Regions from separate parts of the Mus musculus genome. Here region 2 is linked to region 1. A link is a loop called in an ENCODE intact Hi-C map of the cell type or tissue named here. Cell type or tissue: left cerebral cortex. All regions are shown on one strand. Links, peaks and the distances in the headings refer to the core of each region. The heading gives the core; the rest is flanking DNA. Region 1 overlaps Adipor2 (adiponectin receptor 2). Region 2 overlaps Il17ra (interleukin 17 receptor A).

What was found. Hi-C counts contacts between places; a loop is a spot of excess contacts. Peaks named below come from ENCODE experiments on the same cell type or tissue, not always from the same donor. Only the 100,000 strongest peaks of a DNase experiment are listed, where the experiment ranks them.
Region 2: it touches region 1 in a loop (18-fold over the local background); 8 of 42 quality-filtered maps call a loop at or near these places.

What each region holds. Positions count from the first base shown.
Region 1 is chr6:119,365,253-119,370,627 of GRCm38, reverse strand. Adipor2 (adiponectin receptor 2) reads left to right here. Exons shown (of 8, transcript NM_001355692.1): 2 at 220-478; 3 at 5,248-5,367. The coding sequence starts at 308. Among named protein-coding and RNA genes, the nearest start is that of Adipor2, 21 kb to the left of the region's middle. In left cerebral cortex, for the core only: a CTCF peak has its summit at 3,055; a DNase peak (open chromatin) is centred at 3,098.
Region 2 is chr6:120,483,237-120,488,611 of GRCm38, reverse strand. It overlaps Il17ra (interleukin 17 receptor A), which reads right to left. Exons shown (of 13, transcript NM_008359.2): 13 at 4,885-5,375. Among named protein-coding and RNA genes, the nearest start is that of Tmem121b, 8.0 kb to the left of the region's middle. In left cerebral cortex, for the core only: CTCF peaks have their summits at 2,296 and 5,043; a DNase peak (open chromatin) is centred at 2,402; H3K27ac peaks cover 932 bases.

The sequences.
Region 1 (5,375 bases), core at 93-5,092:
ATTTTATGTGCATAAATTCATACAGCCACATATTTATAATTAACATAAATGGAAATATTACACGTCTTTTTTCGTTGATTGATAGATTTTGGCAATGTTTATTAACAGTGGATATAAGTCTTCAAGAATACTGCTCTTTTTAGCGATTGAACTTTTATATATAGTAATGTAGCATATGTGTCTTTTCAGCACTCATGTGTATAACTTGTCTCTCCACAGGGTCAACTTACCATCCCTTAAAAATCCATTCTCCCAAGAAGAAGGGACAGAAAGAAAGACCACTTTGTAAGAAAGGCTTTGGTATCCCATGAACGAGCCAGCCAAACACCGATTGGGGTGCACCAGGACTCCAGAGCCAGATATACGGCTCAGAAAAGGGCACCAACTTGATGATACAAGGGGAAGTAATAATGACAACTACCAAGGAGATTTGGAGCCCAGCTTAGAGACACCTGTTTGTTCTTCCTATTATGAAAATGTAAGTTAAAAGTTTGGAGGGCACAAAGAAAGCAAGCATTTATATGGAGATGAGAAGTGATTTAAAAAGAATACATATGTGTAATATATAATGTATATAATATATAAAGTATATAAGGTTTTCCAGAGGAAAGGTGGAGATTTTGACTTAGTAAAAATATTTTTTTCAAATTTTATGTATGAGTGTTTTGTTTGCATATGTGTGTATGACATGTGTGTCTTATGCTTTCAGAGGCTTGAAGAGGGTGCCACCAGTTTCCTAGAAGTGGAGTTACAATTGTGAATCACCATGTAGGTGCTGGGACTTGAACCCAGGTTCTCTGTAAAAACAGCAAGTGCTCTTAACTACTGAGCCATTTTTTTTTTTTAAAGTTACTTTTGGGCTGTGTGTGTGTGTGTGTGTGTGTGTGTGTGTGCGCGCGCGCATGTGTGTGCATGTGTGTACACATGCATATACATGTACCACGGTACATATGTAAAAGTCAGAGGTCAACTTTTGGGAATTGATTTTCTCCTACCTCATGGATCTCAGGATTACACTAGGCAGCAAGCAGCTTTACCCACTGGGCTATCTTACCAGCTCTGACTTTATTTTTTAAGAACAGACCTCATGTGTGCTAAGTAGTAGCTCCTGTGCTCCTCAGAAAAACTTGAGGGTTCTTTTAAAAAAAGATTTGTGTGTGAGTACTCTGGCCTTATAATTGTGCAGCAAGTTCTTAGAAACATTGAGTCATTTCTCCAGTCCAAAAACTTGGTTTCTTTTTGGCTTTTTTGTATTTTCCCCTTGAAATAGGGTTTCTCTGTGTAGCCCTGGCTGTCTTGGAACTTGCTGTAGGCCAAGGCTGGCCTCAAACTCAGATCCGCCTGCCTCTGCTTTTCAGTGCTGGGATTAGAGGCGTGGGCAGTGCCTGTCAGAACTTGGTTTCTTATTAAGCTTAGCTATTATTTGATTTCATAGTTGCACCTTTCTGCTGGCTCTTAAAATCATAGATACTGCTTTATCTTAAGAGAGAAATGTTTCAAATGTTATTTATTTTTGTGCTTATGAGTGTATCACCTGCATATACGTAAATGTGCCTGGAAGCTCTGGAGGCCAGAGGAGGTGGAGGGCCCCCTGGCACTGCAGCCACCAGACTGTTGTAAGAGAGTCCCATGTGGGTTCTGGGAAATAGACAGAGCAGCAAATATTCTTAGCTTTTGGGCATTGCCCCCAGCCCCAGAATTTTTATTTTTAATCCAATAGTTTTTTAAACCAGCCTTGTTTTAGTTACAATATTACCAGTGATAATTTGGAGAAATTCTGTTTATATGTAGAATCTCTCTAATTGTTTATCTTCAGTGCCTATCTTAGGGTCAGTAGTCCTGAGGACAGAAGGTAAATTTTAGTGTTTTATTTAACTTCTCAGAGGAAAAGGGCAGATTTAGGATTTGTGTCATGATAGCAAAAGTGTGAACAGCAGCAGACAGCCATTGATACCGGTGTATTGATGTTCACAGTGAGACTTTATGTCCATCCATTGTTATGGCGCTGGTAGACTGCAGGCTTCCGCTCCTTAGTGGGCAGTGATTTAATCTTTTGATTATGAAATATTACAGCCTGTTCTACTTAGTGAGGTCCATGCTATCCAGGGCTATGTAGTGAGACTTCATCTAAATCATAAAACAAAAATATTCAGCAGCAGCATAGAAAAACATTATTGATGTTCTTGTATGTGGCAATACATATTTAAACTAAATTAAAACCATAGTCAAGTATGGTGGAGCACTCAGGAGGCAGATGCTGGCAGTTCTCTGAGTTCTAGGCCAGCCTGGTCTACAGAACAAGTTTCAGGCCAGCCAGGGGTACATAGTGAGACCCTGTCTCAGAAAGACTGAAAACCTACCTTTGATTTGATGAAACTAGTTTTGTATACTATGTATATGTTACATCTAAGTAGTTTTTAAGTTAAAACTGTTTTTGGCTTGTGGGGGTCTCATGTGCTGTGTGTATTCATACATAAGATGATAAGTGGAAAAAAAAGTTTTCTGTTTTTTCATTTTCCATTTTTCATTTCTTTGTTTTTTGAACAAAACCAAACAGCAATAACAAACAATTTAAGCTACAAGAAGCAGAGTCAATATGGACTTGGGCCTTTGTAACATACTTAACACATTCTAAATAGAAAAAGTAATAAATACCCTACGCTGGGTTTGAATGGTGTGGTTTGGACTTACGGTGCTGTGGGCTGGCCCCTGGGCTTTGTACACCCAGGCAAGTGCGTATCACATAGATAGACTCTAGCTCTCCCTAGTGTTTAAGTCACTTCTGTGAATTGGAAGTGAGTCCTTCATACACCTTGTTTCTAACACAAATAGGCAGTAGTTTGGGATGCCAGTGTACTCAGTCATAGGTTATGCATGCTGCTTGGCCACTGTTCTCAGATACTTCTTCACAGATTATCCCCACCTTTCCTTTGTATTAGTCTGGTGGGCAGTAGGGGGATGGCCCTTCTTGAGAAGATTCCTCTGACCTGGTTCTGGGCTTGAGCAGCTTGTGTGTCCTCAGGCACTGCTCAGCCTCTTCTTCTGTTGCTTCCTGCCCTCTCCCTCTAGTGTTTGCTTTCTGAGATTATCAAAGCTATCTCTGTACAGGATTGGCTCACACCGAGTGAATTTATCATTGTGGGAAAGTAGCCACAGGGCAGCACACTAGAGCGTGTTATGGAAGATTCTATTCTGGAGGCTAACACAAGGAGCTGGCAGGATAGCATGCTCCTGGCTGTCACATCACCCCATCCCCAAGTGGCTCCCAGGGCCATCTACTTGGTCCTGCTCTTCCTCCAGCTCTCTCAATTGTGGCCTCTGCTGGCACCAGGTCCCCATGCCAGCCCTGTCCATTTTGGACAGTGAAGGTGGGTGGTCACTGCATGGAGAGAGCCTTTGTCTGTTACTGGAACTTGGCATCCTCTGTTTCTTTGCTTATGGATGAGTTAAGGTCTTGTCCAGCCTGCCCTGTCCACTCCTCACCTGGATACTTTTCCTATAGGATCACCCTTGGGTTATGGGCACCTTAGTAGAAGGTGGATCCTTCATCTCAGACTGGAGAAAGTGATGTAACCGTGGTCTGAGAAGGGCGTGACCACACCTTGGCAAGATGCTTCCATTGGTTAACCTTTTCTTCCACGAAACCAGCTTAGAAAGTGAAAGTCAGTTTTGCTTTCAGCTACAATTGAGCTTAAACACAGGGAATGTTGACCCCACTGAGCAGCTGACATCTGAAGGCTTCTGTGAAGTGAAGATCTAAGGGGTGACAGACGGGGGCTTAGAGTGGCTGCAGGTGGCCTTCAGTAGCTTCTTATCCCCCAGTGCTTCAGGAAAAGGAGCTGCAGCCACCCGACAGGTGACTGTTGAGGAATGAGCCAGCGGCTCTGCACCTTGGCCTGACTGTCATTGTAAGGAGATGATTGCTGTCCTCTCAGAGTCAGATGCCCGCAGCCTGGCACTAGAGATAAAAATGAATGGTGATTTTTTTTTAATCATATTTATGTTTTATTTATAAGATAGGGTCTTACTGTGTAGCCCTAGCTAGCCTGGAACTCACCATGTAGACCAGACTGGCCTTGAACTCCATCTGCTTCTGCCTTCTCCAGTGCTGTGATTAAAGGTGTGTGCCACCACTCTTGGCAAGTGCTTATTTCTTAAAAATCAAGACCCAAAGAAGGTTAGAAGAGGCTCTTTCTGAAATAGCAAACTTTAGAGGAATATAAATGTGTGTTCCTTGTGTGAAGGAAAAAGAACTTTAGAAAGTATGCCATTTCTTAAAAATGTCAGTAAATTTAAATCCTGGAGGTTGAATGAGCTGCCAGTAGGTAGTGGTGGATGCTGTACATGATATAACTTGTGCCAAGAGTTACTGCTGCTGGTGTTGGTTTTGAGAAGGACTCATGCAGCCCAGGTTGGTGCTGACTAAGCTGTCTCCTGAGCCTCTAAACTGAGGTCTGGAAGTAGAATAACAACAACAACAACAACAAGTAGAATAACAACAACAACAACAATAGTAATACTACTTCTTCCTCTTCTTCCTTCTTCCTTTTCCTTCTCTCTTCTTCCTCTTCCTCTTCCTCCCCTCCCCTCTCCTCCCTTCGTCTCTTCCTTCCTTCCGTCCGTCCATCCGTCCATCCGTCCGTCTGTCCGTTCGTCCTATTATATAGCCCAGTTGGCCTGCCTCAGTTAGTTTCTTCTAGATGTTGAACTTTGTCAGAGGTCTTTAAAATTATTTGTGTGCAGGGGGAGGGGCACACGTGCCAGGCTACACATGTGGAGGTTAGCAGATAACCTTTCAGGTCTCCATCTATGATTCTGTGGTACAGGGATCAAATTCAGGTCATTCAGCTCAACTGGCCTATGGAAGTCAAACTAAAGGAAACTAATAAACTATTTGAGGACCGGACTGTGAAGTGAGCATAGAAGTGAGGCTATGATAGGCAGCTGTTAACCTGTCAGAGTCGAGAAAAGTGGTTTTGTTTTGTGTTATTTTGGTTTTGGTCTTTTTCTTTGAGAAAGGATGTCAGCTATGTAGCCCTGACTGGCCTGAAACTCACAGAGCTCTGCTTATCTCCACTGGGATTAAAGGTGTACACCATCATGGCCAACTTCATTTTTAACATGAATACTTTTACAATGAGCCTACTGCCTACTGTATTGTTGATGGTTGACTTTAAAACCTTTGTAATTGCAAGGAAAGCATGTTGATTGATCCTGCCATTGACTGTTGCTGTGATGTCTTTACAGAGCCCGGAGGAGCCCGAGTGTCATGATGACAATTCCCAGGAAGATGAAGGGTTTATGGGCATGTCCCCGCTCCTACAGGCCCATCATGCTATGGAACGAATGGAAGAGTTTGTTTGTAAGGTAAGCTT
Region 2 (5,375 bases), core at 51-5,050, 1.1 Mb before region 1:
ATCCTCCTGCCTCAGTCTGCACAGTTGGCTGGGACTACAGCAACATGCCTAGCAAGAAACCATCTGCTCTTACTGTGTGGCTCTGCACTCAAGTAGAAGTGTAGGGTATAAATAAGGCCATTGCTTCAAAACAGCACAAAACACCAACAAACAGAAACACAGGAAGGAGACGAGAGAGTTTCAGGCAAACCAGTAGAACCAAAGTTGTAGGGTCTGGAGAGGTGGCTCAAAAGTCAAGAGCACTGGCTGCTCTTCCAAAAGATGCAGGTTCAACTCCCAGCAACCACCAGTCTCAAGGGACAACTCCAGTCCCAGGGGATCTGATGCTCTCTTCTGGCTTCGCTAATCACCGGACATAGATGGTGTACAGATATATAGATCAAACAAATAAATACATTTAAACACGTACACACAAAACAAAACAAAAATCAGGTACCATGGTAGCTTGAAGGGACATGTTAAAAATGAAAAGGGGGGGGGGGGGCTGGAGAGATGGCTCAGAGGTTAAGAACACTGACTGTTCTTCCAGAGGTCATGAGTTCAATTCCCAGCAACCACATGGTGACTCACAACCATCCGTAATGAGATCTGACTCCTTCTTCTGGTGTCTCTGAAAAAAGCAACAGCGTACTTACATACATTAAATAAATAAATAAATAAATAAATAAATAAATGTTTTGAGAGAGAGAGAGAGCAATGCACGCACACAGAAAAGAGAATGAAAAGAAGGGGAAGATAAAGGAGGGGTGCACACCTTTGATCCCAGCACTCAGGAGCAAAGAGGCAGGTGGATTTCTCTGAGTTCAAGGCTAGCTTGGTCTACAGATCAAGTTCCAGGACAGTCAGAGTTACACAGAGAAACCCTGTTTCAAAAACCAAAACAAAGAATGGAATGCAGTGGGCAAACAAGATGGTTCTGAGAGTAAAGGCGCTTGCCACTGAGCTGGGCCCCCTCGGGATGGAAGGAGCTGTGTCCCATGGATGTTTACGACCACCCTGGTGCGTGCACGTGCCCTTCCTCACACCACACATAAAATAAATACACAAATAAATAAAGGTAAGAACACTTTTTTAATTAAATGAGGTGTATATACCAAAATGTTTTGGTTTGTTTTTTCTCAAGCCCGTGTGATAAATCTCACAAGCCAAAATGTATATATACAGAAAACAACTCCAGGACAATGTAGCAGCACGCTTTCATTTCTTCCTAAGTCTGTCCAGGCCTGTTATACATATTTAGACACATCTTCCAGGTAAGCCAGCAGTGCCTGTTGGCTCTGGTCAGCTGGAGTTCCTCAGAGACACCCGAGAAAACTGGAGGAGATCTCTGGAGGACTGGTTTAGTGTAGGGACAGGGAGGCTGCCCCGGGGTAAATGGTGGTGGTGCAGTACTGCTGACAAGGAAGAGGACAAAATCACACCCTGGGGCACCAGACCAAGGTGCAGAGCCGCTGGCTCATTCCTCAACAGTCACCTGTCGGTGGCTGCAGCTCCTTTTCCTGAAGCACTGGGGGATAAGAAGCTACTGAAGCCACCTGCAGCCACTCTAAGCCACCTTCTGTCACCTCTTAGAGCTTCACTTCACAGGAGCCTTCAGATGTCAGCTGCTCAGTGGGGTCAACATTCCCTGTGTTTAAGCTCAATTGTAGCTGAAAGCAAAACTGACTTTCACTTTCTAAGCTGGTTTCGTGGAAGAAAAGGTTAACCAATGGAAGCATCTTGCCAAGGTGTGGTCACGCCCTTCTCAGACCACGGTTACATCACTTTCTCCAGTCTGAGATGAAGGATCCACCTCCTACTAAGGTGCCCATAACCCAAGGGTGATCCTATAGGAAAAGTATCCAGGTGAGGAGTGGACAGGGCAGGCTCGACAAGACCTTAACTCATCCGTAAGCAAAGAAACAGAGGATGCCAAGTTCCAGTAACAGACAAAGGCTCTCTCCATGCAGTGACCACCCACCTTCACTGTTCAAAATGGACAGGGCTGGCATGGGGACCTGGTGCCAGCAGAGGCCACAATTGAGAGAGCTGGAGGAAGAGCAGGACCAAGTAGATGGCCCTGGGAGCCACTTGGGGATGGGGTGATGTGACAGCCAGGAGCATGCTACCCTGCCAGCTCCTTGTGTTAGCCTCCAGAATAGAATCTTCCGTAACACGCTCTAGTGTGCTGCCCTGTGGCTACGTTCCCACAATGATATATTCACTTGGTGTGAGCCAATCCTGCGCAGAGATAGCTTTGATAATCTCAGAAAGCAAACACTAGAGGGAGAGGGCAGGAAGCAGCAGAAGAAGAGGCTGAGCAGTGCCTGAGGACACACAAGCTGCTCAAGCCCAGAACCAGGTCAGAGGCTCCGACTGAGGGAGGAAGCCGCTGGGCCTGTGGGGAGAGGCAGCAGTGTGATGGAGGAGCCACAGAGGGACCCGGTTGTGGTTAAAATGTTCCAGCACTTCCTGGGTGTGGAGAAGTCAGCTCCTCTCATGTGAACTTCACCCGTCCCTTACAGACAGCTATGAGGTAGGAACTAATGTGGTGCCCTTTTTAGAGAGAGCAACCTGGAGCCTGGGAAAGTTGTTGATCTAAAGCTGCTCAGCTTCTGAACAGGGCCGGGATGCTCTTTGTAAGGAACTTTCTGTCTAACACGTCTGACTTGTGAGACGCAAGTCCTGAATTTCAGTGCCAGCCTTGCACTGACTGTGCCAAAGAGCTCTTGGGATGTTGCTCTCTTACACAGGCTGGAGCCTACAGTATCGCCTGGTGGCCCTTGGTGAGCAGGTCTCCTCTGGAGGCGCCAGGGTAGGGCAAAGCCTGCTCTTTCACTTATTTAGAATGGGAATCTAACTGCCCATTGCGTCTCCAGGATACCACCCTCCTCCTGAGTCCCTACTTTATTTTCAAGTTTTCTTGTCTTACTTCCGGGACTGGGGATGCAACCCAGGGTCTCAGGCTGAGCGAGCCATCTGTCACTGAGCCGCAGACCTTACCTGTTTCATTTTCACAGGTAAATAAAAACTAACCAAACCCACCTTCCTCTCCCATCACAGATGTCAGCTCCAATGCAGCTGGAAGCCTGGCTAAGGGACTTGCGTGTGAGCCTTCCGAAGCAGTGCCAAGAAACTAGATCTGGACTGAAACACTCTATCAAGTGACACCCAGGTCACCTCTAATTGTCCCTTACTCTTTCCTTGTTCATCCCCACCACCACACACACACACACACACACACACACACACACCTCATTTCTCAATTAGGCTCAAGACAGGAGAGTGCACTCAGGAGTTTGCCTAGAGATGCAGGGAAATGCCTGTCAGGAGTACAGGTCCCATGCCCCCTGGTCACGTGCTGACTGATGTGTTCTACTAAGCCTCACCCTGCAACTTTCTAGGAGATAGGCAAAGAGCCAAGAAAGCAGCACATGGTGGCAGCGGCTGGCTTCTGGTGGTGGTGGTGGGGGGTGTGTGTGTGTAAATAAGATCTTAAACGACTTGTGTGTGTGAGTGGTTTGCCTTCATGTATGTATGTGCACTGTGTGCATGGGTATGCCTGGTGCCTGAAGAGGCCAAAAGAGCACACTGGATCCCCTGGAATTGGAGTTAGAGGCGGTTGTGAGCTGCCATGTGGGTGCTGAATACTGAGCCTGGGTCCTCTGAGAAAGCAGCAAGTGCTCTTCCGCCATCTTTTTCTGTTTTTTCCTGAGGCACATGTGTGCTAGACAAGTACTCTATTGCTGAGCCACACCTAGTCTCCCAAACAGGGGTCCTCTCATTCCTAGTTACTGGCATGTGTGCCTACATACTCAGTGTCATGTGTGTGTGCCAGCCATGAAATCTGTGTTGAGATCAGACTCTCTCCTTCCAGGCAGGCCCTGGGGATTGAACTTAGGACATCAAAGCTGTGGTGGGGGGTGGGGGTGGGGGTGGGGGTGCAAGCCCCTTTACCTGTGGAGCCACCTTGTTTCCTGTCTTGAGAGAGGGTCTTACTATTACCAAGGTTGGCGTGGAACTCCTGTTGAGACTCAAATGTGGCACCATGCCAGGCCAAAACAGTTTCATTAGGCACGGTTCAGAATAATACAAGCATAAAGGAATGGTTTTGATGTTCTTGGTGATCTTGGTGTTTGTCTGACAGCAGGCACCAGTTTCTAGAATTTCTAACATTCATGATGAGCAAAGACCTCTAAGGAGGAAGTGGTATGAAGAACATGAGCCAAGAAGCCCCTGAGAATTCTGATCCTAGTATATGGAAAATCTAGAACAGACATGTCTAGAAAATGAAAGAAAGCAGACCTGGTGCTACCTGGGGCTGAGGAGGTGGGGGTGCGGGGGGAGGCACACCAGGCTTCTTTCTGGGGTATACGAGTGTTCTAAAGCTGATTACACTGTTTGTCACTGAACTCTGAATATGCCAAGCCACTCAGCTGCAAAGGGACAGTTGTGAACTGTATGATGTATGGATGTCTCTATAAGATCTCAGGAGAAAGAAATCGAGCAGAAGAACTAATGTACTGATATGATCTAATGACAGCAGCTAGAAGCTGAGGGCTGGGAGCCCTACGTGGAGTCAGACATGGTAGAGAGCAGTTCTGGGCTGATGTGGGGCTGATTTGCTGCTGGGAGAACTTACGTTTAAGTTCGTATCTGAAACTAGGGTGGCAGATGCCATAGGCTTGACTGGTGTCTAGATCCAAGGGCCCTTGCTGCCTGAATTTCTGAAGAAATAGAGCTGGGAAAGGCTGATGGGTGGGAGGGGCTTTCTCTTTCTCACTTGGCTGCTGCAGGGTTGAATACAGGCCACACAGTGAGACTTGGAACCTCAGGGCTTGCTAATGCTAGGCAAGACGTGTCTGACCTATGGTAAGAGGTGATTCAATAACAACTATGAGTTCTTACCAATACAGCAACTTTATTAAGTCTTCATTACTGCACACACATATGCACACACACAATCACTGAATTCGTGCTTCCCACAGCATTTCATGGTCCTTTTCTCACCTAAGTCTAGGAAGACCTGTGCATTCTCTAGAACCTACGCCACAAGGCTGCTGTCTGCCCCATGAGGGCGCCCTGGAGCTACTTTAAACAACCTCTCTTACTGTAGTTATACAGTGACATACTTTCCTCTGACCTTGAGGGCCTCCCGAGTTCTCCTGTTATGCCACGCCCCCATGCCCACTACCCTCACATCTTTCTCAACTCCCTCACTGTACCCCGAGGTAGAGCTCTCCAGGGATCTGGTGGCTGCAGCCCATGAAGAATCACATGCCGCAGCCCTCCCACGGACTGGCAGCCAGCACTTGAGAGAGCACAGGATTTCACACGCCTCTTCCTGCTTCTCAAGTTTTACATCACCCATTTCTATACCAGCTCTTTCTAAAGAA